Linked DNA regions of Mus musculus: region 1 is linked to region 2. A link is a loop called in an ENCODE intact Hi-C map of the cell type or tissue named here. Cell type or tissue: left cerebral cortex. All regions are shown on one strand. Each heading gives the region's core, and the rest is flanking DNA. Links, peaks and the distances in the headings are about the cores only. Region 1 has its middle 21 kb from the start of Gm34230. Region 2 overlaps Fbxl17 (F-box and leucine-rich repeat protein 17).

Evidence for each region. Hi-C counts contacts between places; a loop is a spot of excess contacts. Peaks named below come from ENCODE experiments on the same cell type or tissue, not always from the same donor. Only the 100,000 strongest peaks of a DNase experiment are listed, where the experiment ranks them.
Region 1: a loop joins it to region 2, with 1.9 times the contacts of the local background. A loop is called at or near these places in 2 of 42 quality-filtered maps.

Annotation. Positions count from the first base shown.
Region 1 is chr17:62,996,409-63,012,511 of GRCm38, reverse strand. No RefSeq gene overlaps it. Among named protein-coding and RNA genes, the nearest start is that of Gm34230, 21 kb to the left of the region's middle. In left cerebral cortex, for the core only: no CTCF peak of the experiment used is centred there; a DNase peak (open chromatin) is centred at 8,477.
Region 2 is chr17:63,405,813-63,421,915 of GRCm38, reverse strand. All of the region lies in intron 4 of Fbxl17 (F-box and leucine-rich repeat protein 17), which reads left to right. Among named protein-coding and RNA genes, the nearest start is that of Fbxl17, 87 kb to the left of the region's middle. In left cerebral cortex, for the core only: a CTCF peak has its summit at 7,542 (motif pointing left); a DNase peak (open chromatin) is centred at 7,548.

The DNA of each region.
Region 1 (16,103 bases), core at 4,527-12,526, 410 kb after region 2:
AGCTCCCAGCTGCATGACTGTCAGGGGCTTGTGGTGGGGGAAGCTGACAGAGTCAGGAGGTGAGAGAAGGCCCAGCTGCTCGGCAGCTATTTATAAGACTGTCATATGGGGAAGTGTGTCTGGCCGGCAGAAGCAAAAGGGGGGTGGCGGACTAAACTGGCTCCTTATTTAGCTTGATGACACACGCGCGCAGCCAAACTGTGAGAACCCACTCTGTGTAGAGACACCTGGTCAAGTCTGCCTCCGCCAGACTGGAAAGAACATTGACATTTCTCAATGAACTAAAAAATGGTACCGCAAATGGCTTTGCAGCAAGAACAGTTAAGTGGTTCTATAGACTTTTCTACCCCTGCTCAACCTAAGACATCCCACATCAAAGGAGCTGGCATCACCCTAGGCCCTGCACCCTGATGGCCAAGTAGAGCAGATGAGGAAAGAACAGACATGGAGGCTGTCTTCTCAAACTGGGCGAGAGCAGCCGTCAGCTGCAATTTTTTTTTTTTTAAATGAAACCAGCTAAGCAGCAAGAAACTGTGTCCGTTGGTCTCCTGCAATAGAGAGAGGTTAATAGCACGGCGCATTTGGGGTCTGTTTGGGGACCAATAGTATTTAATGTGTTTATTATTGATTTGGAGGAACCAGTGGGTAGTGAGTTGGTGAAGGCTGTTGAGGGCACTAAGTTATTTCACTTAGTAAACACCGCAGAGATTTGTAGGGAATTCAAGATGGATTTTCCATGGAGTTAAAGAAATTAGAAATGAAAATGTCTTGTAAGAAGATGTGCTCTGTCCCAGTAGGCCAGTGTGGAATTGTTACCAACAATAGGAGATATTTCCTGGAGTTTAATTCAACCTCAATTTTTAAATGCCTTAGAAGTGTTCACCTTCCCCAGGGAATAGGGAAGTTTTGGGTCTTCTCTACTACCTCTCTCAAGTTTTTCTCTTTAAATTCTTTCTACTATGCCTCCAGTTATGTCATGGGGATAAGTGTGTGTGTGTGTGTGTGTGTATGTGTATGTATGTGTGTGTGTGTACCACTGTCTATACAATGCAACAAAGGCTGACCTTCCTTTTTTGTTGTTGGTAAATTGCTTCATCATAGATTTCTTTCTGGTACCCAGATCCTTGAGGCCATTCCATTTCCTAAGTCTCCTTTTAGGTTTCAACAGTCACCTGATTGCCATGCCTGACAGATTGTCCCAAAAGTCTCATCTCCAGTTCCAAGGGGAAGAGAGAGGAATATTGTGAATGCGCTATGCAGATGTGTATTTGTGCAAAATATATGTTTGGCCAACCCAATGGAGCATGATTGACGATCAAAGTCTTAACAACTGTTTTCCTAGTGAGTACACCGAAGACGCCTTGCTCACTTGTTAACCGAGCTGACAACCAGCACCCAGTGTCCGAGTGTTTGCCCAACTGTACCCACGCTTAGCCTACGATTTCCTGGTAAACTCATTTGCTCTTGCAATTCCCAGAACAGAGAGTTCTAGCTTTCCTGGAATATTTCATGTTTTGAAATATTCTTGCGCATGCCTAAGGATGGAGCAGCTTAATAAGAGATTGTTTTTTGAATAAACAGAAATTGGGAAATATAATTGATATTTCTTATCCTAAGTTTCTGATTGAAAGAGAGAGGAACGTGAGGGGGGCGGAAAAGACACTTTGAGGATGAAATGTTGTTTGCTTGTCCAACACAATTCAGAGGACCCCGAATGTGTTACTCAATTGTTAATCCTTTTTCCCCTGTTACTAATACCTTTAGCTACAGCCTTTGACTTTCCCTACCCTACAGAGTCTCCACAAGGATAGATGAGGAAGATGAAGGAACAAATGTCTCCTTCCAACGGCATAGTGCATTAGCAGGGCTATATAACACTTGTATTCTAGCAGGCTAGCCTTTTATTTAGACGTCTCCCTGCCTTGCCTGGTTTTAATCACAAGGATGTCTGCTTCTCCTCATCCAAAATTTCAGACTTGAGGCATCATAGAGCCCTAGAGCCAGAGGAACCACGCAAGCTGCTTCGATTAACTCCCCTATTTCTGGATGCAGGAACAGAGAGATACAGGGTTGATGCTCTTTGTCTGAGTGCAGCATAAAGCATCTCACCCTTGAGTGGGAAGGTCAAGAAAAATATTCAGCAAATGCAGATTGGAGAATGGTCTCTTTTTTATAGGGGTCGAAGTCAATGGTAAGTGGAACCTGTCAGTTTGGTACCAAAACTAATGGATTCTTTCCCTGGAATGTGACTTCTCAGCCCCTGTGGAGGTTTAGAGGACAGACTAGGAGGCTTGGGAGAAGAACAGGATTTGGGGCAGTCCAACCAGCACTGGAACTCATGGTGTGACAGATAATCGTTACCAGATGATTCTTATAACAAAAATGAATAACATCCAAAAGTTCTTGTCAAAAGCACACTTATTTATGGACTAAGGCAAAACAATGAATAGCTTCTTATCTTGTGGAGTACTCCTAACCTACATTTTAAATCTATGTAGGATGCTATGATGTGTAGTGTTGGATGGCCCTGTTGGAGAGAGGCCTTTGTTCTGGAGGCGACAACCCCTAACTGTCAGTCATTGACTCCCTAGAAATAATGCTAAAGCTGGACAAGGTTGCTTTCCTGGAAATGGGCGACGGCTGATTCGTTTTATCCCCAGCTACGCTTTATCTGTCCTGAGACCATGCCTTTATACCCTTCCTCCTCAGAGACTGCTTCCTGGGAACTCTGCCTGTTAAGACGGAAATCCAGAAAGGGCATTTTCATCTGCTTACAAGAGTAGAGGGTGGGAAGCTCACGGAAGACCCTTGTTTTTTTGGCACTCGACACATTTCATTTTTTAATTATCACTCTGCTCCCCAGAGTCAGAATCTACCAGAATAGCCCAAACAAGTTCCCCAAATTATATGCCCAGGCTACCCCCCTAGAGTGCCAGGCTACCCCCCTGGAGATACTACCCCAGATCATCAAGTCTAGGGAGGGAGCCAGTGAGTTTTGACCACTCTCTGGTAGATTTGGAAGCATGGCCTGTATAGAATCCTGGAAAAGAAAAATAGCTATTCTTTCTTGAGTCATTATTTTAATTCTTATACCCGAGACAATGCCTGAAATATATATGCTAACAACCAAAACTGTTGAATTAAGGAGTCAGTTTTCTATGGACACAGGAATAGTTCACAATAAGGCCCTACAACGCTGGCCCCTTTGCTTTAGACACTAGCATCGCTGGGGCGATTTTAAATGCACACTCAAGAAAACAAAATCAATTGTCTTAGCAATATCTTAATTATCACTCCTTTGGCAATTTTTTTTTAGCCTCTTAAAATTCCTCTCAGTTGAAGGCAACGAAAATAAAACCACCCGAACCTGCACACTAATGGCCTCTCCTAATAATTTCCCCACCAACGTCTAGCACACACCCTTCCCTGCCATCCTGCACTTCAGAGTCCTATGCGCAGGGTAGATGATGGATGTGCATATGTGTCTCTGGTTGTAATGAACACATCCATTATAAAAGCAATAGTAACTGCAATGGGAATTATGTGCTTGGTGAAGACATCTCTAGTGCCTTGTAAACACCTCAGCCTTCTGGCAGCTCCCCTCTGGGCCTATTTACTGCCTCTACTATGCAAGGTAGCTACTGTCTAATTATACACAACTGGCCTGGTTAATCCTGCACCATAATAATTAAAAACAATTCATATTTTTTTCTTTTACTTTCTTTATTAACTTTAAACTTTTAAAAGCTCCAGAGGTCCCTATAGAATCAAGAGCTTATTAAAATATCAAAACGGGTGAGCCTTTTTAAGTGCATATTATTACATTTGTTTTTGTTAACATGACAAGGCCCCAAAGACGCTCCACAGAGCTGCGCAGATCAAAACAAAGGCGTTGTAAGAGAATCTGGATGGCCTGTGCAATGTCACCCAGGGCTGTAGAGAAAACAGTTGGCTCCAAGGAGCGTCCCTCAGCAGCAGTTCAGATGGGAAGAGCAATGGCAAGGGAGAGAGAAGGCAGCTGGGCATTTATTCAACCTTGACTGCTTGCAGCCTGTGGCCTCCCAGCTATCCCCCAGGGAGGTTCAACTGGGCTCTGGGGCTTGGAGTTACCTTGGTTACATTGCCTGTGGCGCCTGGTGTCAGCTGCAGCCTGTAAGACACTATAGGGAGAGGGTGGAGAAGGAAAGAAGAGGAGGCATCCTTCCAGACCCCCAGGCTTCTGAAAGACTGAGAAAACTAAGTGAAGGAAGAGACCCTTGGCTTGTGGGAAAATAAAAGTTGTAACTCTCACTGACGAAAAGCCGCGTGTGTATTCCGAAGACGGTAGATGTGACGAACATCTCCATGCTTCCTTCCCCAGACCACAGATGACACAGCGGGAGAGAGCAGGCCCTGGTCCCTGTGTCCCTGGCTGCCCTGCCGTAAGCCTCCCCATGCTCTTTGAAATTGGTTTCTTGCTTCATTACCTCGCCTTCTAAATGTGGGAGGTGGCGAGTTGAAGCTGAGCGAGTTGAAGCTGAGCTGTGTGCACCTGGTTTGTATGAGCTAGCAACTTCCCTGTCTCGTGTCCTGAAGGCCTCCTCAGGTCAGCCCAGGTAACACTTGTCCTTAAGTGCCAAAGTGAGTTTTTATTTTTATTTTTTTTTGTTCCCCATATGAAAAAGGGAATCCACACATTCTGTGAAGTATCATAGCAATAAACTCATGGTTGAAAAAACTGGAGAAAGTAGATTCCCTCGCTTACCCGTTCTGACTAATGAGCAGTAAGTAATTTTAATTGGTCTCAAGAAGCCAAGGAAGAGTGCGAATCCACATAGGCCTCACAGAGGCAATTACTACGCGGAGCAAAGAGCTCCATATTGAGGACTTCTGGGGTCAAGCGTGAGGCTAGGTGTTTTACAAATATGTAATCTCCTCATTGAGCTGGGGAGTTCTCTGTTACTCTAATTCAAGTCCCTGGCACAGAGACTGCATTTAGTACATACTTCTTAGACGGATTAACTCATTTATAATCCCATAGTAACATCATGTGGGCATTAATATTCCCGTTTAGCAGATACAGAAAGCAGAGAGTGGAAACTTATCCAAGTCCTCCGCTCAAGCCTCTTCCCCTTAGCTGTGAGGGGACTGCACTGCCCTGAGCCCCATTTGACTCGCCCCCACCCCCTCTCTAGTTGTTCCTTTCCCCACCTCTTCTTTTCAGAGCACCTATCTCTCTGACTTTATTACCTTGCTGCCTCCACGAACCCCATAGCATTAAATATTGGCTTCCTTCCCATTCACATTCCAGCGCAGACATCTCCCTCCTGGTCCAAAATTTGTACATCCAACATCTCTCACATCCCTTTGGAGTTCTATTGGAGATTACAGACTCACTATGTTGAAAATTAAATCTTTGATATTCCATTATCAAATATCCCTCCTCACGTGCTGTGCTCTCCAAAATAACAACTTCCTCTTTCCCATCACACAAGGCTCAAGACCATGACATCTGTCCATCACCCCTGTCTAAGTTAGGGTTTTACTGCTGTGAACAGACACCATGACCAAGGCAACTCTTATAAGGACAATATTTAATTGGGGCTGGTGTGCAGGTTCAGAAATTCAGTCCAGTATCATTAAGGTGGGAACATGCCAGCATCCAGGCAGGCATGGTGCAGGAGGAGCTGAGTGAGAGTTCTACATCTTCATCTGAAGGCTGCTAGCAGAATACTGGCTTCCAGGCAGCTAGGATAAGGACCTTATAGCCCATGCCCATGGTGACACACCTACTCCAACAGGGCCACACCTTCAAATAGTGCCACTCCGTGGGCCAAGCATATACTAAGCATCACAGTTTCTCATGAACACTGTCTGTCTTCCATCTGACTTTGGATCTCTTGCCAGCCTTGTAGTGTTGGGCACTCTTGTGTCCAGGTTGGAACCCCTGTGATCTGTTTGCCTGGATTACACCAGTGGTTAAATAGTCTGGGTACCTCCATTCCGGGCACACAAACAATACCTGGATGAATTCTAACACTCCTCTCTCTCTCTCTCTCTCTCTCTCTCTCTCTCTCATTTCACAGGGATTGCCCCATTTCATTCAAAGACAAATACTGAGGCAGCCTAGTGGTCCAACACAACCTCCCACCCTTCCTTATCCGTCAGAACCACCGTAAGCCCCACATTTGCTGTTCTTCCTTTGCAAATCTGCGAGGCTCACGTCTCATAAACCAGAGTTTCCCCATGATGCCTCTAAAGGAGTTTTACATTGCCATTGAAATAAAGACAGAAATTGAAAGTGTGAGGGCAGAAGAGATGCCTAGTTAGAGTGGTTAAGAGCACTGTTTGCACTTAGGTTTGGTTCCTAGCACTCATTTGGTAGCTCACAACTGCCTGCCACTCTAGGTTTAGGGGATCTGACACTCTCTCTGGCCTCTGTGGTAGCAGACACACATGTGGTACATAGACATGCAAGAACCAAAACGAGAAAGTGATTTTTTGAAAAAAAAAATATATATGGAAATTTGATAGCAACTTGTTCCCAACAGCGAGACGTGTCATCTCTTGATCAGATATAGGACAGACAGGCCAGGTGCTGCCACATACACAATGGAACTGTGAGCCAGTCAACAGTAGACTGGAACAATTAAAAATTGACTCCTTAACCAAGAGAGCACATAGGTGTTGGGGAGATTGCTTAACTGACATCCAGGACATGGAGGTTAATGCTCCCCTTGTCCTCTTCAGTAGGCCTGATAACTGTGTGGTGCTGTAACTCTATAGTACTTCTTTATTTTTGTATCCAAAGCGCTTACTCTTTTCCCTCTAGTTGTGTGTGATCCACTTCGTTAGCTTGAAGAGGAGAAGGGACAGGTAGAGCTACAGAGGCAAAGAACACAGCTGCTGATCCTGACAGCTGCTGCCTCTGTTTCTGAAACTGGGAATTAGCGGAATTGAAGAGATTGGGTGGAATTAGCAAGCTGTTGGACAGGCCCTCTGGGAATCAGCTCCTGTGGAGCTCCTACAGATGGGGCTCTGGGGATGGGGCCTCTTGAAGACCTCATGGGAGAGCACTTGTCCTGGATCAGCTGGAGCTTGCAGTCTCTGTCCCTTGAGCTCAGGGCGCTCAGTTTTCCCAGCTTCATTCAGTTGTAGAATCATTTCTGACCTCCTCCCACAGTAGACATTTTCCTTCTTTTCGATCACCTGTGGGAAAGTAGTTATCTTGATCAAGGAAGCATGAAGGGCTCTGACATTTTAATTATCGTCTGTCTTCTTGAACAACAAGAATAAGAAGAAAAACAAATCCCCTAAGAGCTACCTGCTGGAGGGTTTTGCCAAGTATCGCTTTTACCCCCACCTCTCCATGTAGAGTTAAGCAGGTCTGGGAGTTACAGGGGGAAAGAAGGCTACAGAAATGTACAGCTGTATGAGGCCAGACAACAGAGAGAATGGGGATTAGTTGCGAGGGGATTAATGGCTGGGGAAGGTCTGTCTGTATGTGTGTGGATTTCAGACAAGTCATACAACTTCCTTTTCCTGCTTTCTTCCAATCTGAAAAGAGGATGAGTACAGACCTTACCAGTTTGAGGACTTACTGTGTACACAAAATATGCAAATGGCCCTGAGTCTAGACTACCTATCTCATAAGCTCTCAGACACTAGGCAGTGGTAATAGGTGCCTTGTTGAGTTATGTTTTTCTGTGAATTTTACCAAGTTCCTACCCACTTTCCTGTCCTTTCCTCTCTGTCTCGGGCGTGTTAGGCAGGGATAATGCCTTTCCCAAGATGCCCACAAATTCACACCTGAAACCCATGAATACATTGTGCACCATGGCAAGGAATTCTGTTTGTATCTGGCTAATCAGATGACTTCCTGTGGATCAATTCAGGAAGGGCCAATCTAGTGCAAGATTTTTAAAGACAATTAGAAGACAGGATCCGAGTTCTGCATGGTGACTGGCTTTGAGGGTAGAGAGAAAGGGCCACAAGTCAGGCCATATGAGCAGCCTCCAGACAGGGGAAAGGCCAGGAAATGTTTTACTCTGGAAGCCTAGAAAGGAGGACCCTGTCAACAGCTTCATGGTAGCTCTGTGAAGTCTGTTTAGACGTCTGACCTCCAGAACTAACTGTAAACGAATACATTTATTCTAAGTGTTGGAGGCCATCTGCCTCAGCTGCAACAAGAAATGAAAAGATACCCTGCCTGATGCTGGTAAGTCTGTATGAATGCAAGGGTCTCACACATACCCCACTGGGTACATGTGTTCTCAGATCTCAGGGAGACTACAAACAATATGAGGCTCAACCAGGACTTGCTATCTAACAGGGGACCATAAGTAGACACGTGTGAAATTTATGATTCAAGTGAGTTGAAAGCTACGGAAAGCCAAGCATTGAACCTCATGCCTGTAACCCAGCGCTTAGGGGCAAGTAGAAACATGTGTGGTGAGTTAAAGCCAGCCTGGGCTCCATAGTGAGATTTTTTTTTTTTAACTCAAACAAAAACTCACAAATCTTCACTCACTCCAAAAGCTGGTGGGAAGAGGCCTGGCATTCGTTGTGGGTGTGAACTTGAGGGGTTTGTTGAGAACCTGACGATTCCTAACTTTGAAATTCATATGAAAAGAGTTGTGTGTGCTTTGCGATCTACCTATATAAGAATGCAGCCAATGGGACTTTGTGCCATTATGGTTGATGGGCAGGTAATAGAGTCAGGACATGCCCTGACTCTATTGCTTCTCAGCTAATAGCCCTTAAGATACATCACTCCACCCTATTCAGCTACAAACAATAAAAGACACCAAGAGGAATTTTATAAAGATTGAGACACGGCTTATGAATTTGGTAGTCGGGAACTTCATAGGCTGTTTGGGACCCAGAAAAGCAATATTTTCCATCTAATGTATTTTACAAAAATGGGTATCCTGTGCCCAACTTTATAGCCTAAGGGTTAATGTGAGCACCCTCTGGCTTGTCCGGAGGCCACAGGTAAAGCCCCGGATGATTTTTGAGGAGTCTGTTAATTAGAAGCAAATAACTTCCCTTGTACAGCTCTACATTTTGGTAAAACAAACAAACAAATAAACAAACAAACAGAACATGACACCTTCTAGAAAACACTCTATGGTTAGAAACCATTTGCTCAGGATTACAGGCTAAGCAATTCCTAGCTGTGGTGGGGGAGACAGGGCTTGTGTGGTTATGGCTAGAAGGAACTTCACAAGCAGTGAGACTTGGAATTGTATTTGGTGCCCATAAAATCTCAAGGAGTGTAGGTCTATGTCAGGGAACTATACCCTTAGCATTGGTCTTGACAAGTACAGATAAGATCCCTCCGCCTAGACACCATGACAGTTTCTAAGTGACACCATGATGTCATTTCTATGTCTGTTTCTTGACTGATCTGAGAAGAACTTCATGAAGCCCTGTTGGCCAGTGGTCACTCTGGGAGCATCACTGTAGTCCAAATCTACTCCAGAAGGCTGTCAGAAGTAGCAAAGGAATTGGAAACTGAGGCTGGCAGACTCTAGAGCAGTGGTTCCTAACCTTCCCAATGCTGCAACAGTTTAACACACTTCCCCTTGTTGTGGTGACCCTCATCTCTAAAATTAGACCGTTGCTACATCGTAACTATAATTTTGCTACTGCGGTTCTTTTCATTCGGGATTTCCTTTTTAATTTGTCATAGGGTCTCATGTATTCCAGGCTAACCTCAAATTCACTAGGTGGGTGAGGATGACCTTGAACTTTGGACCTTCCTGTCTCCATTTGCCTAGTGCTGGGATAATGGCTGTGCAGCAATATTCCAAGCTGATGCAATGCCAGAGATGAGGCCTGGGCTTTGGGCTTTGTGGGTGTTAGGAACCATTTAACCAGCCCAGCTGCTCCTCAGCTCTGGTTCGTATCTCGTCTCTCTCTCTCTCTCTCTCTCTCTCTCTCTCTCTCTCCCTCCCTCCCTCCCTCCCTCCCTCCCTCCCTCTAGCCTCTTTCCACGTCTTTGGAAGATATGCTTATCACAATATTCTTTCCGGGCCTGTCAAAGAGTACTTGTCATCCTATTAATTTATACATCCCTTTGTGTATCGAGCATATGAAGAGAGTGTTCTATTACAACCTGGAGAGCACAATAATACAGAAGCAAGCAGGATCCTCTGGGACTAAGAGCACCAGACTCATCGCAAAAGAAACAGGGAAGGTTTCAAGGCAACGGAGAGACCACAGACAGTTCTGCCAGCTGAACGGCACTGAGATACTTCCTGTCATTTCAGCTGCTTAAACCACTTCATCTGTCCCTGCCCAACGTAGTGGCTTGGGTCATCTTAAATCCTAGAGATGTCAAGATGCTGAGTGAGACATGCAAGATGTAAGAAACCCTGGGGACTGAGAGGATAGACCATGACCAATGCTCTCTCAAGAATCTGGGCTATTCCCTTCCATCCAAATGTTTCCACATGGGACCACATGAGCTGCAATACCAGCTGGGCTCACTGGGTAGGGAGAGCAGAGCTTCTGATTTCTTTCTTTCTTTTTTTATTTTTTAAGGAAAGCCTCCTGAGTTTTAAATGCAAGTCCCTTACTCACCTCTGAAAAGTAATTGTTGAGGAGCTTAATTAACTCCTGGGCAGCAGCTGGTGAACGCTCTCTCAACTTTCCTAAGGATCTGTTCAGACTAATGCTCCGCAGCATCCAGCTGGGGTCTCAGACCTGGTCACTGTGCCCCATGACTCCAGCACTGACTCTCCTGATACCTTTTGGGCAGAGTAATGGGCTCTAGACTGAGTCCTGCAGGACAGACTTTTACTGTAGGAGTTTGGAAAGGTAAACGGATTTCAAAGGCAATAGAGCACAGAAGTTCCACTGCTCCTTAGCACTCTGTGCTTCCTACTTGACTACGGTAAATCAGAAAGCTTTGTGATGCCGGCCGACGCATGGCTAGTACGTTACACTTCACTTTAATGGCTTGACTTCTAAGAGCAAGACCACATTAGGAGAATTCTTTAGTAAGTGACACTTGTGTCCTAAAACGTTGTACCCTTATCAAACTTAGTGCTGTCACTAAGATAAAATGACTCGACTTAGCACCTCTCCTTAGATTTGTTTTTAAGCTAAATTTTAGGAGAAAGAAACGTTACTCTAAAATGTATCCTGCTTTTAGCAGATGTGTATGCCCATGCATACACCACACACACACACACACACACACACACACGCACAGTCATACATGCACTCATACACACACACTCACACAATCATATGTACATTCACACACACACTCATACACATATACTCATACACACTCACACACACACACACTCACACACACACACAATCGTGAGCTTACAAGTTTGCACTTTGACCCGAAGAAGCAAGTGACAGTGTTTGCCTGATATTCTCTTCTTCATCTATTACTTTGAATTTCTTTGAGATCCAAGCAAAAAATACTTCGCATATCTTAAACAAATCCCCCAAATGCTTCATGATATAGTACATTTCACATTGTTTGTGAATACAAATAAAAATCTTTAGAAGGGGAGTGTGAAAACTTTTGCATAAAGAGGTTACATAAAGATTTCTATCCCTACGAACACGTGATAGTCTCTTTATGGAAATATCCGTCAGGACCCACAGAAGACTTACAGAAAATAAAGAGTTGCTTTAAATTCTGGTCTATTTATTTTTCTTAGCTCAGTCATTTTTCTGCCGAGAATGCTACTGAAATAAAAGATGAAAATAGGCCGTCTAACTCTATAAGAATTAATAAGGGGCCAGGATGCTCTTCTTCATGGATTGCATTCTCGTTTCTAGAATGTTCACAGGTGACTGCATCCACTGCTGTGTAACATGCTCTTGTGCGGAGCTTAACTTCCTGAAGACTCTCCCTTGGCAAATGTATTCTGACTGGACTGAAGTTCTCTCCTCCTGTGATGGCTTTGAACAAGTTATCTCTTGCACGAAAATGTGCAATTTATATTGAAAGGAAAGGGAAATTACACGTGTAAGCCACGTTTACCTCTCTCTCCTTCTGAAAGACGCTTCAACATTGGAAGTAACGAGAATAAGCAAAAACACAGTTAAGGCAGAAAACTGAATAAACTTGCAAGAATAACGCCTGCGATTGGTTTCCTTCTCTACAGATGAAAAGGTCTTCCATGTGGTAGAAAAAGGGCTCTCTAAGCCCTTTCCCTCCCTGCTCAGTCCACTCCTGATTCCTATAGCTCAGTGTATTGGATCCTCTCTGAGGGCAAAGGGCATCTCTCTTCCCTGTTTCCTCAGTTCCTCAACTGGGACACAGGTTCAATCCCTTGATTCCCAAAGAGGCTACTTGTTTCTGATTTATAACCTACTAACTTTGCTGCATGCTTGGTTTATGTCTAGTCACAGTGTTCTCAGCTCTTGTCCTCCATTTCAGGCCATTCTAGGGAATAAATCAGAGCCATCAGTCATTTCTACCATTTCTATCAAGAGGTAGAATGCGTATGTTACTCCTTTTAGATGCACGTATTCATTTATGGTATGAATTAAACACGGTAACGAAAACATAAAAGATAAGACATCAAATACGGCTAGAGTAAACTCAGATGTAACAAGAACATTTTAGTCACTTTTCCCATTTAATCTCGGCTGGAACCCTGACATCTTCCCTGGTTGGAAGAGCCTGGACTGGCTAGCTATAAGCTATAAGCTATAGCTATAAGCATGATGTCTCTGATTTGTATGTAGCCAGCCCTATAGAAGTTCTCCGCAACTCCCATACCTCTCCAAAGGAATACTTCTCTGAAATACACAATGTATGTAGCATATGTGCTTCAAAAGTGCAGAATGAGACAATAGTAAAAGAGGCCTGGAGGTCAAGGAGCTATCACAGGATTCACACATTTTGTTTCTTGCCTTTATAAGAGGTGGGTTGCCATGGTGATGAGAGACAAGGCTATTTTTTTTTTTAAGGCTTTTGTGAATGCCCTCCCCCCTCCGACTCCAGCCTGGACTGCCAGGATGTTGACTGGTTCTCATCATGTGTTGAAGGATGGTCGGCGAACCATCTTTGTCTTATCACCTCTGCTGCCGCTACTATCTGGAGACCTTAAGTGGAACAGTGCTCCCAGAAACTTAGCCTTTTCTTTTTTGCATTGCAAACCTTATTTCTAGCTCTGGAAAGGACGAGGTTAGAACTGCAAGCCACCACCAGTGTGGGGAGGCTTTGGTGGTAAAGACCAAATCGGAAATGCTATTCCTGATTTCGCACTCCTAAGTGGCTAATGCAGATGCTGTGCTCTCTTCCTCTGGATCCATCATACCAAGAGCAGAGGAGGCCAAGGGAGTCTTTCCTGGTCTTTCCCTAATGAGAGCAGCAGTCCTGGGTTATCTCTAGTCTCTAAGCACGATTGGTTGAGGACTACCAATTCAATAGGAGAAAAAGACAGCTTTGTCTTCCACTGACACCTCATTGGCAATTACCTGGCATTCCAGAGCCTAGGAAACTCTCGGCAAACGTGTTTTTTAACTAGAGGAATTTGGTTCATGGAGCTCCTGGTTCTGGCTGAGGGTAAGAATGAAAAGTGACTTTGCTTCAAAGTCACTCAGTCACTCAGTCTGTGAAGGAAATTCTCAGTTCTGCTTTTTTTCACTGGCTATTCCCACCATCTTGAATTCTCTTCCCAAGGAATTCACATGATCGCCGCTGCCTTGAATGATGAGATTCACCCTAACCTATTTTACCTCGTCCTTCACTCTCCTGTCGCCTTTACACCAGCACACTTTTTCTTAGAATCAGGATGCAACCCTCCCAGAAAAATACATAGTTGATTTATTATACCCATTGTTTGTCAATCTCCAAAGATACTGGACTACTGGCTTGATGAGGGTAAATACCATCTGATTTGCATATTGATCAGACTCCAGTGTAGCAATGGGGTTTCCCACTCATGCCCCAGTTCCCAAACAACAACTCAGAGGTTTATTTTTATTAACAATGCTCATAGCCTTATGCTAAGCTTGTTCCCCAAAAAGCTAATCACTCATTTAACCCACTTTAACTATTCTATGTCCATCACAAGGCTAGTTACCTCTCCTTGGTTTCATGAGTCTGACTTCCTCGGAGTCCAGGGTGAATCTTCCCACCTCTGAATCTACCTCCCAGAGTCCCTATCTCTCTCCGGGAACTTCCACCTCTCACTTCCTGCCTTTTGCTAATAGGAATCTGGTTTTTATTGTCAAAGAATGCTTCCTCACAGTAGACAAGGGATGCTCTTGCACTCCAGCACAGGGAGTACTGTGCACAGGAATATAGTCCCAAACTCAGCACTTGAATGCTGGGTGGATGGATATATGGGATCATGCACAAAAGCCCTATGCTTCAACAGGCAATATTGCTCTGATCAACAGAGCTACACATATACCCAGGCCTTGCGGTGTATCTGAATTCAGTCAGGAGATGCAGTATCTGTTTTACATCCTGCATGATCTCAGGTTTAGCCTTCGTGACAGTTGCAAGGGCACCCAGAATGAATCTGGAAACGGCTGGTCTGATGGAGGAGCAGAGCCCTGCACAGTCATTGCCTTCCTGAAATCTGGTTTAGAGTGACATCTCCTTGGCCAAAGTCCCATCTCCGCAGCCCTGACTAATGTTCCGTTAAGACCTTGAGGTAGCAAAACCATTTCTCGCAGGAGTTTGCATTGAGCCCTGGCAGAAAGACAGGCAATTCATCCCTGTGCTCTGGCAATTGCCTCAACATCTGTTCCTCCATGTCTTCCTCTTACCACACACATGCCAATTAATTTTAACTCCATTAGAGCTTGCTTCCTCCCACAGCATCTACCACCCAAGCTCCCTTGGTTCCCTGTGATCTTTCCTCTTCCCCACTCACGGCAGTGGGAAGGTTCTCAAGAACTAGAAGTATCAGAGCAGTCTTGTTTTCATCTCAGCCACTACCCCACTTTTTAAACGAAAACTGCACGCGAGAAGACAGTTCATAGTTTAGGATGAACACAGAGCTTGAAAACAGAAGTTGCTTACTGTAGCAAAGAGTCTCCTCTACCACCACTACTCAATGTAGCCTGGCCTAGAGAAAGCCTAGGATGGACGACTATGTACGGAAGGACCTGAAAGCCAGCGAGAGGCCCGAAATCTATCGAATGCAGTTTACAGAGAGCTGCCACCACCGGAGAACTGTAGAGTTTTGTGTGTTGCCTCAACAGATGAAGCCTGAGTGGACAACACCCAGCTCTGGGGTGCCTGAGTTTAGAAGGAAACCATACTGAATTATGTTAGTGGCCCCTGAGAAATGAGGCCAAGTTCTTCCTGGCTGGCATGGATTGGGCCTTTCAGTTGGGTTGGCCTTGTTCTCCCTACAATTTTTGCCACACTTATTTCTCCTTCTCAGCCTTTGTTCCCTTTATACTTCTGCATTCAAACCCACTTGTCTCCATCTTAAAGAGAAACACTAACCCTTCCTTTTTTATGGGCCCTCCTATGTACCCTAATCTAATGTCTTGATAGCCTTGAATCCCTGAACACATAGCTTAGCAGTCCATTGCTTTGTGCTTTTTCATTCATATTGACTCTTTTGCCTATGACCATATTGAACTATATTGTCTAAAGAACAATGCTGATACAGCAGTGTTATAATAGTGAGGACCCGGGGAAGTGCACTGAGTCTAAGCTTATACAGAATTGGGTGGCAGTAAGAAACTGTGTGTGGCTACAATGTGGAGGAAAAAAAAAAAAAACAAAAAAAAACCAATACCCACTCTGGAGGTGTGTCCCTTGAGGAGTCTTGCAGATGATCCATATTAGATGGTATATAGATAAGATAACATCAGAATTTCTATTTCTATTTACTCCTAATTTTCATCCCCGAGATTTATACAGAAAGCATACAATTTACTAGACACACACTACGCAGGTACATGTGTGCATATTTCATAATCTAGCAATTGTGTTGGAAAGGCATAATAAAAAGATGTTAGATGAGTACACAGTCAAAAAGGCTTCATTATTATTATGAGAACAGAAATCTGAGAAGAAAAACTTGATTTTATCCATATACCTGAATTATAAAAGTAACAATTTGACTTTTAGATGAAACTGTCCAATAAATGTATCCTAGATTGTAAACCTA
Region 2 (16,103 bases), core at 3,328-11,327:
TTGGGAAGACTTTGGAGAGCTGCTTGCTAGCTGAAGGAGATCCCCGTAAATTAGTCCTGGCAAGAGTTTCAGGTGAGTCTCGCTTCCCCAGGGATGAGATGCTCAGATTTAGGAAAGTCCTGCTTAATGCTGTTCTTTCAGTGAAGAGGCACAGTCAATTGTGAAGGACTCGGTGTCTCGGTGACTTCATTCACTTGGTGGCATTTAGTCTAGTAATGTTGATTTAAATGAAAATATCTAAATTGTAGTGTTTTAAAGCAAGCATAATGACATTCTTACATAAATATGTCTAAGGTACAATCTAAATACGGATTAAATGAGAAAAAAGTCTTTTCTAATTGCCTGTGCCAGAAAAAAAAAAAATCCTAGGGTATGCACATTGGCTTGTGGAGCTTGTAAATGAAAGCTTTCTGTTTCTGACATTGTAGAAAAGTCTTTTTACATAAATAACATCCCATAAATCATTTCAAAATGTCTGAGGTTCTGAGTAATATTTTTTTTTTCTTGAGCAGTCTGCAAATGACATCTTAGTCATTAACTACTTCAGGATAAAAGCATTTTGCTAACATTAAGCTTCACTCAAAATTCTTAACTTGTTTAGATTGGCATGTGCTGTTTACAGTGTTGTATTCGGCTTGTTAGATGTCTTTTTTTTTTTCCTCCTTAGTGAGAAATTTTACTGCTACTTAGCTTGTCAAAGATGATTATAAGTAGGGGGAAAAATCCTGGTGGTAGATGGCTGTGTTTTATTCTAAGCATTATTGATCCGTAAAGACTTACAATATATTATTCTAAGGTTGTCATTGCTAGAAAGGACCTGGGAAGGATTAGGAAGCCACATTGACAGAAGTCATCATTTTAATGACAGGCAATTTAGTTTGAGGTAAGTGAAGCAAGGAGAAACGCAATCAGTCATCACAGCGAGGACTTTCCCAAATGTTTATCAGTCTGTAATGAACGGCATGCTGATCATCAAGGTCATTGCATAGCTTCTCCTGAAAGTTTTTAGATGGTAGAAAGCAAGTTTTAAAAATTACTATGTCATCTCAAATTTGGGACATTTAAAGGATTAAAAGTTAAGAGACCTAGGGAAAATTCATCTGATTGATATAACATTTCATTTCATGCACAGAATTAAGTAGTTCTCCCCACCTGAGATGGCTGCCTCACCATCTGGGACAGGAACACACGTGGAAGATAGTTTTGTACCTGATGTATCAGGTCTCATCGATTTCTTGTGCGTACGTTTGAGTGCAGGACTGAAGTGTTCTGCTTTCCTCTCTGCATAGTGCTCTCTCTCTCGTTCTGTATGTGTAGTGCACGAATCCTTTCCTACCAAGATCCTCCATCTTTCTTGCTTCAGGGATCCCGAGTAGAGAGGAATGCTGAGAGATTGCTGTTAGCCAAGAAAAGGGAGTAAGTATGTGCTGTCTGCAGAGAGCAGCAGAGCAGGGTGCTCCAGGCCCTAGCTGAGTAGGCTTTAGAGCTGCGTTTGAGTTCAAACTTAGACTCTGTTACCTGAATGATGCATATTTATCAGGATGTAAGCTCCTGTCTCTACTTCCATATTTATAAGATGGGAACAATAATATTACAACAACCCATATAGTGGTTGTAAGGATTAATTCCGAAAAATGGGTAGGTAGGGGCTTATTATTTCTTGATACTGATTGGTACTTCAGAAATATTGCTCACCTTAATTCTTCTGGGTGATTGGATTATTTTAGTGATGATAAGGCTGATTGATCGAAGACATTCAGGATTTCTATTTTATTTATTCATTAAATTTTTGGGGAGATTTAATTTGAATGTATGCATGTTTGTCTGAGTATATATCTGTGTATCATGTGCATACAGTAGCTGTGAGGACTTGAAGAGGCCATGGGATACCCTGATACTGGAGTTAATACTTAACTCACCAACATATAGATGCTGGGAGTTGAACCTGGGTCCTCTGGAAAAGCAGCCAATACTCCTAACCACTGAGCCATCTCTCTAGGCTGCAATTACTATTTTATATTTCCAGTGGAAGATTATTTAGAACAACTCATAGAATGTTAAACCAAGATCAAGGCTGCCTAAAAATAAAAGTGAGATTGCAGCATTTAAAAACTGTTGTAATAAGTTAACGTAGCGACATTATCTTAACATATAAAGGAAATTCTGAGGCTGGATGCAAAGGCACAAGGAAAGGCTGAGCTGTCCCTCTGAGTAGGCGGTTTGCTGGAGCCTGGCTCTGGGCACTCTCCTTAGCCGTGGAAGCTCAGTGTAGGCTCAGAAGATGGAAGTCCTTGGAATTGCTTTATGAGTTATATGCATGTTTTAAGTCACTGTTCATGATAAATTATAGGTAGGCGTGTGCAAGTAAATTGCAGTTCGAATTGATAGTTCCTGCTGTAGGCAGCATATATTCTAGTTTGGGGTTTGTGTACATTTGGCCTTATATTCTGGCTTAGTTGGCTTTGTTCATGAAAATCTGAGCAGTTAATCTCTCTGCTCTTCATTTTCTATATTCATATAATTTAGATAGTAATATTATTCATATTTGGGTTTCGGTTTTCTGTGTACTTAATGTTAACTGTTAACCATGTTTTCATTTTCAGAATCCGTGGAGATAATGTAATACATAGATACATTACACATACCCTCACACGCACACACTTCAATGTAAGCATTTATTGACATGAAGTTTTTTCAGTTAGGTTACTGGGTTACTGCCTTATAATAAGAGTAGGCTTCTGTGAGACGAAGTCAGAAGGATTTGATTCCATTCTAAGGATATTCAGATTCTGTTAATGCGTAAGGATGTCATTTGTTACAAAGCTATGGATAACATTAAATTTCCACATTTAGTAGCAATGTAGTGGCCCATTTAGTTCTCACCATATAAAGTCCATACTGGTGCAGAGACCGAAGCAGAGAGGCTGACCACGCTCCAGTGCACGCATCCCGCCCCCATGAGTATATTGACAGCACAAATTAGAGTCAGGACAGAGAGAGGCGGTGGGGAGGGAGAGGAACATTAGGATCGGATGTAAGAGTTGGATATTGATATGATCAAAGTATATTTTATGCATATATAGAATTCTCAAAAACTAAAATATTGTTAAAAGGTTATTATAGTGTATGGAACTTGTGTTAAGTAAATGTGTATGATTTTCCCCTATGGATCCAACCTTCACTCAGTTTAGTTCTCATGGGTACTTGAATTACTATTCCAACTCTCCTAGGTGAATAACTCTTAAGAGACAGTGCTAAATTTGTTTTCTCTAGAAAAGATATTGTAAGATAACTTAATTCATATAATAAGTTCTGAGGTCCTTTAATGAAGACTCTGTAAAGCTGTCACAGCATGTAATAACTGGTATTAGTGTCTTTGTGTAGTATGTGTATGTTTTTAAGATTCATTTTATTCTAACCTACCATCTGTTCAGGGCTGGAGTTCTTGCCCCTGCTCCTGCTTTTTTTTTTTAACCAGACACTAAAGATGTCTATTCAGCATCGTTCTGACTGAACGGTTTATCCGGGAAGGATAAACTAGACTAGAAGGATAAACTAGATGCACACTAGACTGAAGGATCAGTCTAGTGTGCATCTCAGAGCCATACACACGTGTTTGTGCAGCCTAACTTCCTGCTGCTTCTCTGACATCAGCGAACAGCTATGTCTCAGTTGCCGATTTGCCTGCAAATCTTACTTTCTGACGAAAAGTGCTTGGAAATAAGAATGGGAAGTGTTAGGTGAAGGTAAAAGTAAAAACTGCAATATCCAAATTTATAAAGAATCTTAACACTGGATATCAAGAAAACAACCTAAGTAAAAAAGTGAAGTCCAGATCTAAGCAGAGAATTCTCGAAGGAGGAAACTCAAGTGGCTGATAAAACTTAAAGAAAAATTCAGTATCCTTAATCAAGGGAACGGAAATGAAAACTACCTTCAGATTTCATCTTCTACTCACCAGCGTGCCCAAGAATAAACTTAAGTGGCAGATTTGCTGACTAGGAAGGATGTGGGGCCCTGAGGATGCTCAGCCACTGCTTGTGGGAGTGCAAACTTGTACAGCCACCATGGGAACCAGGGTGCAAACTCCTCAGGAAGGTGGGGACTGACCTACGAGTAGATGCAGCTGTACTACTCTTGGGTGTAAACACAAAGGACACTTTATCCTACCACAGAGACACTTGCTTAATCATGTTCAATGCTGCTTTAGTCATAATAGCCAGATATTGGAAATAACCTACATATCTCTCAACAGAAAATAGATAAAGAAAATGGAGTAGTAATCAGAAGTTAAAAAAATCTGGGCTGTTGGTGGCAAGGCCTCTGTTGCTGATGACAAGACCCATACAACTCACTGAACGTAAAGAAGTTGAGCTGGTAGCCAGGCAGCAGTGGCACACGCCTTTAATTCCAGCACTTGGGAGGCAGAGGCAGGCAGATTTCTGAGTTTGAGGCCAGCCTGGTCTATGGAGTGAGTTCCAGGACAGCCAGGGCTACACACAGAGAAACCCTGTCTCGAAAAACAAAAACAAAAACAAAACAAAAAAAAAGAAGTTGAGCTGGTGCTTCCATAGAGCCTTTGCCCGCTATGGGCTAGTGTTCTTGGTACAGGAAGGTACTTCGAGAGCTACCAAAGGAGAAATGTAAACACCAGCCCAGATACAGTGGTGTCCTGCTTGCAAGAAATGCTAGGGCAATGGTGGTACAAAGCGTGTGGGAGTGACTGACCAATATCTAATTTGAGTTAAGGTCCACTCCATCTTAAAATACATGTCTCAAGCGTTAACAATTTGTAAAATTAAGAATGTACAGTTACGTAATTTTTTAATCTTTATATAACTAAGAAGTTGAATATTTTGTGGGTATATATATATATTCACACACATATATACACACACGTATATACATACACATCATACCATACATACCAGACACATCACACACATAGATGTGTGTACGCATGTACACGCAGGCATACACACACAAACACACACCCGCACATACATAGAGTTCTTTATTTTTAGTCCAGTAGTAAAAACCTGGTCTGTTTTACAAATATGTTCCAGAACATGCTTGTGAGATACCACCTTTACTCTCTTTATGTTCCAGAACATGCTTGTGAGATACCGCCTTTACTCTCTTTAGAGAGTTCCATGGATAGTGTTTTACAAGTGTCACATTTTCTGTTGTAGAGAAATACTTGGAAATTTAGATTTGTTTCTGTAATTTAGAAACAATGAAATACCAGTAAGGTAAACATTCCCGAGCATAGTTCTCAGACCCAAGCTAACTGTAAGGCTGCATTTGCCAGGCCACTCCGCTGAGCTTATAGTCTGACCCATCCTGCAAAACCAATTTATTTGCATGCATACACTTTCTGGAGTTGCTTTGAATACCTATATATGAGCACTTGTAAATATTAAGGTAATAAGCAATATAAAGATTTATAAAGCCTTACTTTTTAAAAAATTAAAATTTCATTCTTTTAAAACAGGGAAGGTGGTTCTTAACTACCAAATAGATCTTTAATAATATAAGTCATTTCCCTAATTACCCACTACTGGAACATCATGATTGTAGTATGTTAGTTTTTATAATTTTTTTACTAATGTGTAAATGTTAAATATATTTAATAGTTAAGAGAATATTTTGAATAATTTTTATGAGAACCTTAAATAGTTACAGCTTACCCTGTAGAATAAATATTAAATCTTAATAATCATTAGTAAAATTATTTCTCATTATTCTAAATTTAAAATTAGTAGTACAATCTCTGCAGGTTAGTTACTGTTTTTTAATTAAAGGGCTGTTTTTTTTTTTTAATTTATTTATTTAATGTATATGAGTACACGGTCTCTATCTTCATGCACACCAGAAGAGGGCGTCAGATCTCATTACAGATGGTTGTGAGCCACCATGTGGTTGCTGGGAATTGAACTCAGTTGGTGCTTTTAACCGCTGAGCCATCTCTCCAGCCCTAAAGGGCTGTTTTTGAGTCTTGAAAAGACTTTGTGTATTTTAGAACTTTACTGCAGCTTGATCACATTGTAAGATTCAGATGTGTGAACGATTTGGGGAGCATGCCGAGTGATAGCATGTGTGAGTGGTGCTTCCCAAATCTGTATTTTCAATTTTTAATTGCTTCAGTTATGATCAGTACTGGTCTGAAAGTAGTAGATATGCACTTCTGGAAATAAGCAAGCTTTAAATTGCTTGCTGCTGTGGATACTCACATGCAGTCATGTTCAATCCCTGGCCCTTTCTCATGTAACTTGAGTGAGGCCTTTTCCAGCACATTGTACTTTACAGTGTGGCGGCTCTCTTGGGGCCACATCAGGGATCCGAAGAGATGAGTGTTATCAGGCAGCATAGATGCTATCACATAGAATCATTCTATTTTCTGTAACACGGGAATATCCGTGGTTAACAACAGTTAATTGAGAGTATTACAGAATATCTAGTTTCCGGCATTTTAAATGTTACCAACAGAGAGAAATAATGAACACTTATTCATTAGTGGTTGTGTCTGTCAAATTGGCATAACCATGACTAGCATTGTGTACTACAAATAAGTAAAGTTAGTGTATGTCAAAGAAAACTAAGAGGTTATAGAGTACTTAAGAAAATAAAGCAAGTCTTAGAAAGGCAGGACCTCAGCTCTCATCCACTGAGACGTCTCTTATCAAGGTGAGCTTATTAGCATGTTAAATTCTTTGTTTGCTTTTTTGAGACAGGGTTTCTTTGTGTAGCTCTGGCTGTCCTGGAACTTGCTCTAGACCAAGCTGTCCTTGAACTCACAGTGATTCCATCTGCCTCTGCTTGCTGAGTGCTGGGACTATCAGTGTGCACCACTTCCACCCAGCTTATATCAAAACTTTTTTTTTTTTTTTTTTTGGTTTTTCAAGACAGGGTTTCTCTGTATAGCCTTGGCTGTCCTGGAACTCACTTTGTAGACCAGGAACATTGTTCCAAAGCTTCCCCTCTGAAAGCTCTAAGGGATTTAATCCCCTTAATTTAACCATAGCTGGTAGTATCCTCCTCAGCCTCCTTTGTCCCATTGTTCTTTTCATGCTGTGCTAGGAGCTTTGTCTTCCTGTAGCTCTGGAGATTTAGAGTTTATACTGGTGTTCCCTGCCTTCCCCAACCCCAGGACACTTACTGTGTGGCTGTTCACATATCTTCTGATCTTGACTTCTGTTTTTTATATTTTTATATGTGATCCTTTCCTTTTGCCTTTCAGGAAAAATCCCCAATCTGATTCTTGAAGACAATAAGTAGCTATGTTTATTTTAGTTATCTGTTATTTTAGACAATCATTTCTGTTGCTTTCGACATATTTTAAAGGCTTAGTACCTGTGCAACACAGTCTGCAGTAGGCAGCCATGAGAACCCACAGTTCTCAGCTGTGAGAAGTACAAGAACATGCTAGGAACCAACTGGTAGGTTACTAGCTGGGAATTCAGTGTCTCAGAAACAAATTTGTCCCTGTCCTGGCCATTGCTTGGTGCCATCTAGTGGTCATTTAGCCTCTGGCTTTAATTTCCATGAACAAAATTTAGTTTTCTTTGATGGCCTTCTTGAGATCAGCAGTACTTTTAAGACACTGAGTAAAGTCATTTCTTGTTTTGTGAGGTAGATTGGAGTAGTTATCTGGGTGAAATGTAGTCACAGAAGACTACATTTTTTCTGTAAAGGTGACATTCCCTGGCATGGCTTATTGTCTTCTGCCCTTTTCACATTTCTGCCAGAAGGGGATGCCAGTGTTACATGTTTAGGTTTTAAAATGTGTTTGATGGGTGGATGTTTTTCATAGTTGATTTCTAGATCAATTCTGATCCCCATGGTGTAGCTACTCTATAGGGCAATGTGAGTTGGAGGGATGGGAGGCCGGCCTGTGATCACTGTGTGTTCATGTGTGGACCACTGTCTGCTGCTTTTCTACACAGGCGCTCACCTCCACACCATTAGATGCCTGAAGTAGGCTCATACTAATGTTGGACCCTTTCTGGAGACGCTCAGTGGTGTTGTGATGATGGTCCACTCGCTGTTTATCCTCAGGAGATGCAAGGACAGAAACCTTCCTCAAAACACATTCTGCACAAAGGAGAGCCCAACACCCAGACCCAGACATATATCATTTTTTTAACCTGTTAATTTTTTGCTTTTTCTTTCCTTAATTGTGCCTTTATATTTATGGTTTTGTCTTTTCTTTTCTTTTCTTTTCTTTTCTTTTCTTTTCTTTTCTTTTCTTTTCCTTTCCTTTCCTTTCCTTTCCTTTCCTTTCCTTTCCTTTCCTTTCCTTTTCTGTATTGAATTGGAGATCTTGTACAGAGAAAGAAGCACATTCTGAATCTCTGATCTAAAATGTGATATTGAATATTAGGAATTTAAATAGACTTGCTTTATACACGATGTTCTCTTGGGTCAGTTTTCTTACGTGCTTGGAAAGCTGTATTTACATTTTTTTTTCTCCTCAAATTGAAATTCTGTGGATATCTGAATAGCCAGTAGCAGCAGAAATCTGTCAGGTTGCAGGGTGTATGTGAATGCTTTCCTTATGAGCTCTAACTGCTTGGAAATATGTGGGTTCTGAATATTACCTATCATATTTTTATTTTATTTAGTTTTTTTATTGTTTAGTGTAATTTTAATTTATAGCAGTAGAATTTCTTTGAAATTCAGTGTCCTATTATTTCAGCAATGTATCCTGGTCAGACTTTGTTGGCTTTCCTACCAACTATATAGGCTTCTAGTATGTTTTACAGAAGACAGGTTTGGGAGTTTGAATAAAAATGGCTCCCCTATACTCTCCTGCACCCTTCCCCCCAGCCCATAAGGAGTGAGACTATTAGGAGGTATGGCCTTATTACGCGTGGCCTTGTTGGGGAAAGTGTGTCACTGGGGATGACTCAGATGCTCAAGCCACACCCAGGGTGGCATTCTCTTCCTGCAGCCTGTGGATCCAGATGCAAAACTCTCAGCTACCTTCCCAGTATACATTCTAATATATTCAACTGATCATCATAGGCATTATTAGAATTCTTAGGTTGAATCTTGGCTTTGCCAAGTGGTACCTGTGGGCATAGATTAATGCCTCAGTTGCCCATTGGTGAGCTAAATGTATTCCTGACAGGACCTGACTAATTCCCTATTAAATAGTAAGTCTTCAGTTAATGATAGTGATTATTATCAGTTAATGATAGTGATTATTATCAGTTAATGATAGTGATTATTATCATCTAAACTTTCTGTTTTTAGGAAACTTTATGATCTGAATGTTTCTAACATCTGACTTCTAAGTACCATCTCAAAATTTCTATAAGCATATATTTTTCACAACCTACTTTAATAAGGGTTCAACCTCCCCTCTAGCCCACCATCCACCAGAGGTAGTGGAAAAGAAAGGTTATTAGGATGGGGAGAGCAGAAGTGGACCTGTTTAGAAATAGTTCTTTGGGGAGATTCCAATGTTCATTGTTTTCAGTTCAGTCCACTGGTAAACACCAACCATGAATCAGCAGCTGCAGTCCAGTCCACTAGGCAGGCACCATGCATTAATCAGCAAGGGCAGTTCAATCCAGAAGAAACAGTGAGGCTCGCCAACTGGCTTGAGTCCTCGACAGAATCGGCAATAAGCCACAGGATGAGAAGTTTCTCTCTATAGCGTCACTACAGACAAAACTCAACCATGCAATGGAAGGCGAACCAATACATGCGTGTAGTCAGTGAAGATCAGCAAAGCGGAGCAAAGCAAACCAGTGCTCCAGCTCCCAGTGTCTGTGGGTCATATTTAAATTCGTTCAAAACAGCACGTGTCCTTTCCTGTGTCCTGCTTTAGCAAAACATCCTTTCACCTGTGTCTGCTTTAGGGAAACATTTTTTTACATGCCTGCTTTAGCAATACATCCTTTCACTGTGTGTCCCAGGAAAACATTTGACATAACTGACTTCCCAAAGAATCCAGAAGTTTGCCCTTCTGATTCCCTCTGTGTTACTCAGGAACTTGCAGGCCTTCCATCATTCTGCACCCTCTCTTGGTGGGCGTGTGCCTAGATAAGGTTTCTATGTAAGCCTTACTATTCTAACGTTGTTCTCTGAGAGAGGTCAGAAATCCACCTGTGATATTTCCAGCACTTCCTGTTTATAGCTAAGGAAACTGGAGGTGGCATGCTGAGGTCTGTTATCACACATCATGCCCTTTGCCCCTTCACTGTATCTCATTAGCATCGCTTGTCAGCATGCTCTCTGTTTCCTTTCTGGAGATGGAGTCTTAAGTGTGTGACCCTTTTATTACAGCTGTCTGATGCCAGGATTTCAGGTGCTCTGTGTCTCTCTGTTAGCTTTTACATTTTTTCACCTTACCTCATCAGTGGAATGTCCTGTAACATTGTGATATATGGAATGGATATAGAACCTCAGGCAGCCTCCTGTTGAGTAAAACACAGGTTGGTAAATGAAACATTGTTAGAACAGTTTCAACATTCTTTTTTTTTTTTTCTTAAAATGTCAAGGGGTCACAGCAGAAGTCATGAGATCTTATGTAGTAAAGATGACATTGGTGTAGAATTCCTCTTACACACCTAGAAAACTAAGCTAGGAAAACACAAAGGAACAAAACCTGATCCCAGACACATATTCACTCAGGTAAACCAAAGCTGTGGTGAGAAGAGCCCATGATGTGGCTGAGCTCGGAACTGTTTATATGGTTGTAATTATATAATAAGAGCTCAACCTAAATTACCACAGAATAAGTTGGATCCAGACAGAGCCCAAGTCTCACTGTTATACATGGAATATGACTCAAACTTTATATTAAAAACTGTCAGTATAGGCATTTGAAAGTATGGAAGCATATTCTAGAAAGATCTGATGGAACTAAAAATGTTTTCCTCTGGGAAGGGAGGTAAATGGTGGGAGGCTGGGGAGAGACTAGTCCTCTGTATTTAAACAAGCCTTCTGGAGTTACTTGATGATTAAACCATGTGGACACATAATCTTAATAAAATGAAAGATAAAATAAAGAAAAACCAAACTTGCCTAATGATAAATATTTTGACTTTAACTCAAACTATTGCTTTGCTCAAATGTCAATATAAGCACCAGTTTTCTTGAGAAGGCATCATATTTAATTAATTTGCCTAATATTAAATGAATGTGAGCTAGATGGAGCAGGGGCTGCAAATGTCAATGAGACAATAGTCCGTGCTTGCAGGAAAGTCATAGTCCTGTCAGGAGGTGAGATGTGCACATGGCCCGCGTGGAGTTGTAGCACAGCACCTGCAGAAGAGCAGGCTTTCCTGAAGCCCCGACTCTGGCCTTCACTCAGCTCCTAAGTCCAACGATGGAGCCTTTGATTCCTTGGTCTCATTTGGGTGTTAATTTCTATCATTGTTGCTCTTGACTGTTTTCTCTGGGCCTGCTTGGCTCAGATACTTGTAAGTTAAAGATATTCAGCAGATAGGAAGAGAACTCTTTCATCAGTGGTTCTGCGTCGAACTCTAGTTTTCTTCTTTTTCATGTCAGAACAAATGTTTTCTTCACATGCTGACACTTTAAGTACCTGTAGTGGGGTAGGGACAGAGGTCCTGCAGAGTCATGTGTCACATGATACTAGAAACCAAACTCCACTCAGCTCATCTCCCCTAGACTTGGACTTTGAGCCACAGACTCTTACACCTGGATGGGTTAGAATCTAGGAGGATAATTTTATATTTGAAAATGGTTTCTCTGAGTGTAACATGTTGGGCCACACAGAAGAATAGCTTAGAAGCCAGTATTTCAAGCTTTCCTTAGTATCTCTGCATGCTTGTCAGGACCATGGAGTTTTGCTGGCCACTTCTCATAGTTCCTCACTAATCGCCATGGGCGCTCTGGGTCTTAGTGAAAGTGGGATACTTTTAATCTTCCAGTATCAGATTTTGGAGTATTTCATACTTTAGATTTTCGCATGAGGGCTGTTTAAGCAGTCCCCAAATCAAAGGCACTCTGAAGCTGAAAGCCCCAGTGCTAAGGAGTTTACAGAAAGGACAGTCAGCCATTACTGTTTCCTGTTTCTCACTAATAGCTGTGTAGAAACTTTAAAATCTGTTTGTAGTGATATCTGTTTAAAAGCTCCATTTCCTAAGTGATTTGTCTAAGGTTGTTTAGCTCGAAACAGACTGCAGAAGTGTCATTTATAAAACCCTTGGAAGGATTTACATTCTTTGGAGTTTTAAGATTGGGGTTTGCAGTCAGAGCAAAGCAGTGCAGTGTGTGGAGCTAAGACTCCGAGTGGGATGGACTAATGTGTCTGTAGAGTTATCTGCTGCTCTTACACTCTGGGAGCTGCAATACAGCAAGCATAGAGCCAAGGCAGGCTTTCCATGGACACAGGCCTGAGGAATTCTAGGAGTGAGCTTTAACTCTTAACAAAATTCTTTTAAATTCCCACAACCAGTAAAACCTTTTTCTACTAAGTAAAAATGAAGTTACTGTATTATTGTGAAAGTACCTGAATTTTTTCTTTTTTATGAATTTATTTTTGAATCTACGAACATGTAGCAATTAATGAAGAAACATAAAAACAATGTTTTGATTTTATAATCAAGGTTTTGTGGAATACACCTTTTTTCCCCTTTTTAAAAAATTAGGTATTTTCCTCATTTACATTTCCAATGCTATCCCAAAAGTCACCCATACCCTCCCCCAATCCCCCTACCCACCCACTTCTTGGCCCTGGCGTTCCCCTGTACTGGGGCATATAAAGTTTGCGTGTCCAATGGGCCTCTCTTTCCACTGATGGCTGACTAGGCCATCTTTTGATACATATGCAGCTAGAGTCAAGAGCTCCGGGGTACTGGTTAGTTCATAATGTTGTTCCCCCTATAGGGTTGCAGATCCCTTTAGCTCCTTGGTTACTTTCTCTAGCTCCTCCATTGGGGGCCCTGTGATCCATCCAATAGCTGACTGTGAGCATCCATGCGATTGGATTGGAGCAGACACTGTGTTCCACTAGCCAGAGGTCTTAAGATCCCGTGGCATGTCTTGTGGGTAGCTGGCGGTTATCAGCTGACTCCGCGTCTTAGCTACTCTGGTGCTAGCCAGACCGGAAGGGACTTGTGCCCCTGATCCGGAATACAACTTTTAAAGGATCATATGACCAAACAAGTGAGGAACTTTAAAATCTGTTTATATTCCTTGTATAAATTAAAATATGCTGCATGTTAAATAATTTCTTGGTCACTTTTATTGTTAGAATAAATATGTTTTTCTATGATTATTTTTTATCTTAACGTATTCCAGGAATTGAGAAAAACATTTCATTATATCAAAAGATAAACCATAGCTATGCATTATTATATATTTCAATTTCTTTTTAAAGACTTACTTATTTTATGTATATGAGTACACTGTAGCTGTCTTCAGACACACCAGAAGAGGGCACCAGATACCACTACAGATGGTTGTGAGCCATCATGTGGTTGCTGGGAATTGAACTCAGGACCTCTGGAACAGCAGTCAGTGCTCTTAACTTCTGAGTCATCTCTCCAGCCCTATATTTCAAATTTTTAAACATTAATTGAATAATCTCTTTGATGAAGATAATGCTGATTTCCTTGTAGTTGTTTAAGTCATCTGAACGTCATTGAAGCCATGTTATTTAATATATAGACATGTAAAGCAATAAATGTATACATTACATAGTTTTATATGGCTATGTTTGTGACACAGTAGCCTGTGGATGTGGCTACAGGAGGAGGATGCAAAGACTGACTCTGAGGTAGTTTCCTGGAGAGCCTCATGCTGTGCTAAGGGCAGCACTGCTGGAGGAAGCAGAAACTGGCACTGCCCTTTGCCTTGCTCCCCCTTGGTCATTATTATATCTCCCACCTTTAGAGGGGAAATGTATTGTTTTTGAAATTATGGCTTACTGGAAATCATTCTGTATCACTTTGAAAATGTAACATGGCTTTGGAGGACAACTAAATAGGAGTCTCTTGTTCTTTAGCAGGACAGAGTTGAAGGGGAATAATGCACTCCTGATTTCATTTTTGTCACAACTCCGTTTGAACCTCGGGACTGAGTAATCTATGCAGTGTGTCCTGAGGATCAGGTTAGATTCTTACCAGACCAGCAAACGGTCTTGGGAGACTAAAGGAGCGCAGAGGTGGTGTTGTAGACTTCAGCGAATATGAAAGTATGGGTGGTGATCTAGGATTTAGTTAGGGCCTGAAAGTGAAATGACTTTGTTAGTAAAGACACTTGCTATGGAAGCCCAGTGGCCTGAGTTCAGTCCCTGGAAACCAAGGAAAGGTTGAAGGAGATACTTAATTTAAACACGTTCCCAGTGTGCACAGTGTGGCATGCCTGCCCGTACACATCCGTATACACACAGTAACAGTAAATATAAAAATTTAAAGTAGTAGATTTATCAAGTTTGGATCATTTGGAGACAATCTTCAGAGGACAGTTTGTTTATTTGTTTGTTTGTTTTGTACATAAATACCAGAACTTCAATTTCAGAACACTTGCAGATGCACAAGATGGGAATTAAAACAAACAAACAAACAAACAAACAAACAAACAAACAGGAGAAGGCGACCCTTCCTCTAACTGTCAGAAGCAGATTTTAGAGGAACATCCAGGACAGCTTGGAAATGCTGCTTTACAGGAGCTTTACAGAGCCTTTGATCATGGAGTCAAATTCTGAGGTGTTTTATCTCCCCCCCCCCCCCCCAAGAAAACTTCATTGATTTGGTGATCTGCTCGGACTTGCTGAGCTAACTCCTTCGGATCAATGATAGAAATTCTGCATGTGTCTCTCTGTAAGCTCCAGGACGTTTACACAGCAGGGTCTCAGAAGATAAGGTCACCAGTGTGTCTCTTTTCTAAAAGTACCATCATGGCGGACTCATCTGGGTAGTATCGTCACTCCCCACTCCCTCCTGAGCGTCCCCAGGAGCTGCCAGAGACCTCCACTCAGGTGAAGACAGATTCTTGATTCTCTTGTTAACACAAATTTCATAATGTGTCTGTATAAAACAGAGATGGAGTCTATTAAGGAGAAATTGTAAGACTTAAGCAGGCAGCTAATGAACACACAGAGGAGAGAAGCGCGGTCCCACCCAGTGCAGGTGTGTGTTTTAGGAGAGAGTCTTGCAGCAGCCAAAAAGTGCTATTCTGGTGGGTCAAAGTGTTGCTAAGGAACTCTCTGTTTTTAAAAAACCTGAAAATGAGATCATAGCATGATTTCTAGATACAGTGGTTAGGATTACAGCAGAGAAAGGGAAAACACAGGGCAGGCACAAAGATTGCTCAGGGGAGTTAGGACACTCCACTCCCATATTCCCAACCCATAAAATCCATAGCTCATTTATTAGATTGATAGAGAATTACAGGCCTGCATTTCGGTAAGGAGCGAGGCTGTGCGGCTCAAGCCTGGCTCATTGCATTCTGACATTCTTATCTGAGCTATCTATGTAAAGAGCATATTTCCTCTCTATCAAGCCTCTTTACAGCACGCTCTTTTAATTGTGCTGGATGGTTGGACTCAGCCAGTGAGTTTCAACCAGACCCTAGAGCGAGGGCCTCCTTTCCTTCTCCATATTCATTTCATTTTCGTTGTGCCTCTCTGTCCTCCCTCGTCCAGATCTGCCCTGCACAATGATAGTTTGATTGTTCTCTGATGATGAAGTAGTTCTTGGCTATCTGTCGTCAGGAGTACTTTATGTCTGTAAAACTCTCTCCTATTCTAGAGTAGTGTAGGTGACCTTTACCCTTTGAATTAAAGCCAGATGAGGCCATATATATTTGCCATGGGTTATTCTCTGTGCGGTAGTGCTACTTGAGTATTTAAGTGTGGTAGTGGTCTGTAAGTGCTGCTAAATCCCTGAGCATGTGTCTGTACAGTGCCAACCTTCAGAAAACAGCTGGCTGCTGTATCCACAATAAGTATATCATGATTTGTATTTGAGGTCTTTATTAATTTCATGTCTTAGAACTACTTTAGAGGAAACTAGAAAATAGTGATCTTTTACTGTTCTGGTTTTCGAAACTTTATTGTTAGTGTCCTAGTATTATATCTTAACAGACTTGTGGCTGCTTTGATTTTGGTACTCTGGGTA